Linked DNA regions of Mus musculus: region 2 is linked to region 1. A link is a loop called in an ENCODE intact Hi-C map of the cell type or tissue named here. Cell type or tissue: heart. All regions are shown on one strand. Links, peaks and the distances in the headings refer to the core of each region. The heading gives the core; the rest is flanking DNA. Region 1 holds the start of Gm45916 (predicted gene, 45916). Region 2 has its middle 13 kb from the start of 1600015H23Rik.

The links. Hi-C counts contacts between places; a loop is a spot of excess contacts. Peaks named below come from ENCODE experiments on the same cell type or tissue, not always from the same donor. Only the 100,000 strongest peaks of a DNase experiment are listed, where the experiment ranks them.
Region 2: it touches region 1 in a loop (4-fold over the local background); 9 of 42 quality-filtered maps call a loop at or near these places.

Annotation. Positions count from the first base shown.
Region 1 is chr11:109,439,824-109,442,741 of GRCm38, reverse strand. Gm45916 (predicted gene, 45916) reads right to left here and starts at 2,664. Exons shown (of 2, transcript NR_040680.1): 1 at 2,487-2,664. In heart, for the core only: CTCF peaks have their summits at 1,371 (motif pointing right) and 2,555; a DNase peak (open chromatin) is centred at 2,661; H3K4me3 peaks cover 855 bases; H3K27ac peaks cover 735 bases.
Region 2 is chr11:109,329,947-109,332,864 of GRCm38, reverse strand. No RefSeq gene overlaps it. Among named protein-coding and RNA genes, the nearest start is that of 1600015H23Rik, 13 kb to the left of the region's middle. In heart, for the core only: a CTCF peak has its summit at 1,332 (motif pointing left); a DNase peak (open chromatin) is centred at 1,344; H3K4me3 peaks cover 943 bases; H3K27ac peaks cover 206 bases.

The DNA of each region.
Region 1 (2,918 bases), core at 210-2,709:
ACATTGGCAACAAGCTCTTTCACCCACTAGGCCATCTTGTCAGCCCAGTTTCCTTTCTAAAACGCCTCAGTTGATAGCAAGCACTTTCCTGACACCACATCCCCGCCCCCAGCCCCTGCAAAGTGAGAAGCCCACAGACTGAGTCCTCTGACTTTTTTTTAACCAACCCCAGATGGCTCCTTGATTAGAAAAGAAGTTGAAAGAAAGTTTAATCTCATAAGCCCCTTTATAAACAATCTGGAAAAGCAGTGGTTTCTGGCTGTCAGGCTTTTACTTCCATAGGTCGGTCACATCTGAAAGCAACACGGAACTTGACACTTGAACAACCCGAATTGGGGCTGGGTTTTGCCACTGGTTTAAATGTCACAGGTTTACTCAGCTGTTGCAGGCTTAAATCCACATCTGCTAAGTTAGGGCATCTTCAACTTTGCCACTGTGACCCCTTTTCTTTGCTTTAGATTTGCTCTCAAAATCATATATATATATAGTGTGTGTGTGTGTGTGTATGTAATGGTTTTACCATTTATTAAAGATGAAAACAAACTTGCACACTAACAGCCTGAGTATAATCATTTCTTTTCACACACAGAATTAAATTTTGGACTGGGATGAAGCTGTGGTAGAGCACTTACCATGCATTAAGACCTGGATTTAATCCCCAGTACACACACAAACACACACACACACACACACACACACACACACCATGAGTAGGGGATAAAATCGTGGCTGAGCATCTGATAACGCAAGACACACAGTGTCTTTAACATTTTCCACAGCTCATGGATCAGATTTTTTTCAAATCTTCAGTGCTGAAAAGGCCACTCCCTTCTCATAAGCACTCAGTACAAAGTGGCAGAAGTCTATTTAGGGCCATTTGAGACGTTGCCGGAAATTCTGTCCTAATCTCAAACCAAAATTCATCACACAATTTTTTCAAATGAAACTGAAGTCGGCAACTAAATGGAAACTACTAAAAGAAAGCATTTTAGCATAATAAAATCTAAAAATATACAAACTTGATACACGCTGAGGAAAGACTGTAGGAAAATATTAACTGTCTCCTACAGCTAAACCATGGTGTTTCTAATGGAGCAGAAGACTTTACACAGGACAGTCTGGAATCCCAGCAGAGCCTTTGGGGGAGTTTTCACTGGAGATATGTGATACGGATATCATTTTGTGTTCAGACTCGAGGGGTGCAGTGTGACACAGATGTGACCTGTCAGAAACACCTCAGTTCATTACACATTTGATTTTGAATTCATTTTTGGTCACTGCACTTTTACTTTTAAAGATATTTTTAAGAGTGTGAGTATTTTTGCCTGCACGCATTGATGTGTGTGCACCAAATGCATGCAGTGCCCACAGAGGACAGAAGAGGGTGCAAGATCCCCTGGAACTGGAGTTACAGATGGTTGTGGACCGCCATGTAGTTCTGAAAGAGCAGCCAAGGTTCCTAACCACTGATCCACCTCTCCAGCACATCATCCACAGTTGCTTTTATTTTTGGTTCCATGGAGAGTTTAAGACTAGACAGTCTCTACATGTGTAACCTCACAACTCGGCTTTCCCAAGCAGAAATACATCCCAAGGAAATGGCATTTTCAAAACAAAACAAACAAACAAACAAACACCCTACCAATCAGAAGCGGCTGTAAATGCCCGTAATCCCAGCTCTAGGGATGCTCCGGCAGGAGGATTAGCATAAGTTTGAGACCAGTTTAGAGCCACATAGTGAGTTTGAGGACAGTCCAGGCTACATAGTGGGACCCTCTCTCAAACAAAAACAGGAAGGAAGGCAGGGAGAGAGGGGGGGGGAGAGAGAATTCTCCCTGCACTCTAAAGCAGAGGCCCTCCTGAGCTACATTCAGCTTGCGCATCAGGAAGACCTGCATGACATGGTCCCCAGCTCAGCATTTCTCTACTGATGCCTCAGTCTTAAGGGTCCTCCTTCCCAGGTAGACTCTAGAGCAGTATGAATCCCAAGCTGTGATGTGCATCACAGTACCACAGTCACACGGGGCTGCCAGCTAGAGTTGAGATAGCGGATGGTATGATGTTTTTGAAGATTTGGTAAGAAAAACGAATAAAAAACTCTATTCGTACCGTGATTCCGTGTTGAGATGGCGTTTTGGTGGCACTCAACACCTAATGTTACTGAAATGAATTCCAGCAGAGGGGCTACTGGACAGTTAAAATTGCACGCGTGGCTTGTGGTACTTTTCTATTGGACAGAATTGCTCCAGATAAAAGAATACAAGTTAGATTGGGGACCAGAGGAGTGTGAACCCACGAATTTTTATGCAAGAGTTACACACCCCCCAACACGATATTTGAGGGGTTTTTGGCAGAAGAGCGTTGCAAGTTCTCTAAAGTAGAACTGATTCCACCCACGGTTCAGGTGCCTTCTAGCCCGGCCTTGGTGAGAGTCGGGGTGGCCGGGATCTCCCCGCAGTGGGGTGCATCAGGCTGTGGTGGTTTACCTGAGTTTCCGACGCCCCGCAGGCCAAGCTGCCAATTTCGCTCTCCTCCCAGGGGCGGCCACAGGTGTTGCCCGCCACCGCCACCAGCGGAGGCGGATCCGCGCGAGGGACGGACTTGGGGCGCAGCTGGGGACAGCGACGTGCTTCCTGCCTGGGAAGGGCCCGTTCGCCGGCAATAGCAGTCCCGCGGCTGCCTGCTTGGATTTTTATCACTAGAGCTTTGGAGAGGAAACAACCGACAACCCAGGCCCGCTGTTCCTCGAGGGATTTGAGATGAGTCACAGCCCCACGTCAGAGAAATGCATGCTTTCCAAAAGCAAGCGCTTGTGATCCCAAGCTCAGGAGAGGCGCCCAGCGGGCAGAAGGATGCCAGATCAAGGCCAGTCTGAGCTACATTGGGAGAACTGGTCCCAAAGAACCAGTAGGGATGAG
Region 2 (2,918 bases), core at 139-2,638, 110 kb after region 1:
TTCCAGCCCTGTAACGACGTGCAAAGAGGCCTGGGGCTGGGTAGGAACTTGGCTCTTGCACTGGAGTGGGACCCATATAAACCAAGGGATATCCATTTCCTGGGAAAATGTCCACCAACCCTCTTCTCACATCAGCTGTGTCTGCCCTACACAGCTCAAGTACTCAGCCCTGGCAATGAAAAGTGGGCATATGGTTGGTCTACGGCTAACAATCCTAGGCTCAGACCTGCGGAATTCCCATTGTGTCTGAGATCTAGCTAGTGTTACAAACTGTGGGCATTCCTATACCACTATTAATGGTTTTAATATTAATAATAGTGACAACTCAGATTTACTGAATCTTTACCTATTTATCTCCCCCTAATAACTCTATAAGTTTGTCATTAACTAGCTTTATTTTATTTTATTTTATTTTATTTTATTTTATTGTTGTTGTTGTTAGTTTGTTTGAGACAGGGTCTTAAATAGCCCAGGTTAGATTTAAGCTCCTTATGGAGCTGAGGTTGGTTTTCAGTCCCTGTCCTTCCTGTCTCCAACTTTCAATTACTGGAATACAGATATACATCAATATGGTCAGCTGACTATTTTGTCGTATTGGAATTAAGGCGCAGAGAGGTTAATTATCCCATATCTCACAGACTGTTGGTAAAAAGCAGCTGAGATTTAACCTCAAGTTAAATGATGGCGGAACTCCAACAGTCCTCATATTAGTGTGTGTGTGTGTGTGTGTGTGTGTGTGTGTGTGTTTCCCAAAGGGGCTTGGGAGTGTGGCTTCGTTGATGAGTATGAACTTAGCATGCAAGAGACTCTAGGTTCAATCTCCCTAGTACCAGGTAAGGCGGGAGGTGGTGTGAGGGTGGGGTTCGGCTGCGGTGAGGTGTAGGATGAGTTCCAAGCGCTAAAGGACAAATATTACTAGGAATTCAGCACGTTCCAGGCATTTTTCTGTTCAGGAATACGTTTTCTCCGTGAGCTTAAAAAACAGGACCAAACGAAGCCTTCTTCGCGCAGCTATTATCTGTGATCCTTGCTGGAGCTCCTCCACCCAGGTAGTAAATCCAGGGGTCCAGGGCCAGCAGGGAGGTGAGCCATCCCGCCAGTCAGGTGTCATTTCCATATCCTGACTTTTCTCAGTTTAGAAGAGGATGCAAACTATTAGGGAGTTTAAGTAATGGCTAACAGTTACTCAGTGACTTAGGGACAGGCTCACCAGGGAGCCAGAGTCAGTTCACATATCGCTTTCACTTTCTCTGACTTCAGTGGTGGGGCTCAACTTTCAATCCTCTGGACTATTTTGTTTCCTTACAGGGTCCAGGTGGAGCCAGATGCCGCCCCCTGGTGGTACTTTGAGTCTGTGCTAGGCATGCTAAAGTGAGCTCGGCGCTGCCAGCTGATTGGCTGGCGTGGGTTCCAAGTGCTTTGCAAGTGCAGATGCTATGGGCCCCAGGCGGCAGCCACAGCCCTGCCCCTCGGGGTTCGTTTTGGCTTGTGAACTCGGGGGGGGGGGGGGGGTGTTTCCCGTTTCTCTCCTATTCGTGTTGTGGTCGTGAATTCATCCAGGATCCGGGAGGATGGTTGGATACCTACTGCGAGGTCCTCACCTGGCCCTCCTGGCAGGTGGGCGGGGATCCACTCCGTGGAGTGTCCAAGGAAGACTGGGTAAGGGCAAGGGGCATCCCTCTGGGTCGGTCCTCCCTGTCTGGTGTGATGCTCGATAACACTGTGTAAGTATCCAAAGGTGCCTCTTGGCCCTAAAGAATCAGGACCTGCTGGGTAGAATGTGGGAGAAACAGAGCCTGCCACCAGCCTCAAAGATGGGAACTCTGAAACCCACGTGTTAATTTCATAGCACCCATATGTTACCCATATTTGAGAGTAAAAACATGGTTAATACCTTGACCACAATACCCACATAGCTCAGAAGGCCATGGTCACCATCTTCCTCTGGCTGGATCAACTTGTTTGGGTTTGAGTCTAAAGGGTTTGAGTCTAAAGGTCAGGTCCTCGCACCAACCTCATCCTGTGCTGTTTCCTCTTAGACAGTTAACCCGTGTGCTCACGGACCAGTGAGAAGTGAAAGGCTTGTAACTGCTTTCTTAAAGACATCCCAGGCTAACGTGACCCATCTAAGACAGCTTAAAGGTGCCCAGCCTCGAGTGATGTAGACTGATGGTGGACTAGGTCCCACCACAAAGACCCTCAGGTGTCCCTTGTCTAATGTGATGTGTTTGTGGGTGAGCCAGGCTCTGTGGGCCAGCTAGCTGCAGAGCTGAAGGTAGGCAGTATAGATAGATACCTTTAGCATCTGCCCAGATGTGACACCAACCCCCACTCCCGGTGCCCCAGGAACAGGACTGTGATGCATCCAGATTGCCAAGGAGGGTCAACCTGCAAATGAGCTTAAACGGAGCTACTGGAGCAATCTAAAGCTTCCCACCGTGTTAGCTGGCCTTTGGTTTTTTGATACAGGGTTTCTCTGTGTAGCCCTGGCTGTCCTGGAACTCACTCTGTAGATCAGGCTGGCCTCGAACTCAGAAATCCACCTGCCTCTGCCTCCCAAGTGCTGGGATTAAAGGCGTGCGCCACTACTGCCCGGCTGCTGTGCATTTCCTACTGTTTACTTGTTTGTTCCCCATGGCTTGTCCAGCTTGCTTTTTTATACTACCTAGCACCACCTGCCCAGGGGTGGTACCACTCATAGTGGACTGGGCTCACCCACATCAATCGCCCATCAAGAAAAAGCCACACCATTATACCCACAAGCCAATCTCAGTGGAAATCCCTTCCTTCCGGGTGGTCTCAGTTTCTATCAAGTTGACAACGCAAACGAGCCCAGGTGCCATGGTGGATGCTCCAAGGATAGAGGTAGTGCTTATGGGTAGATACTTCCTTTATCCTGTGTGGAGCGCCAAGAATGG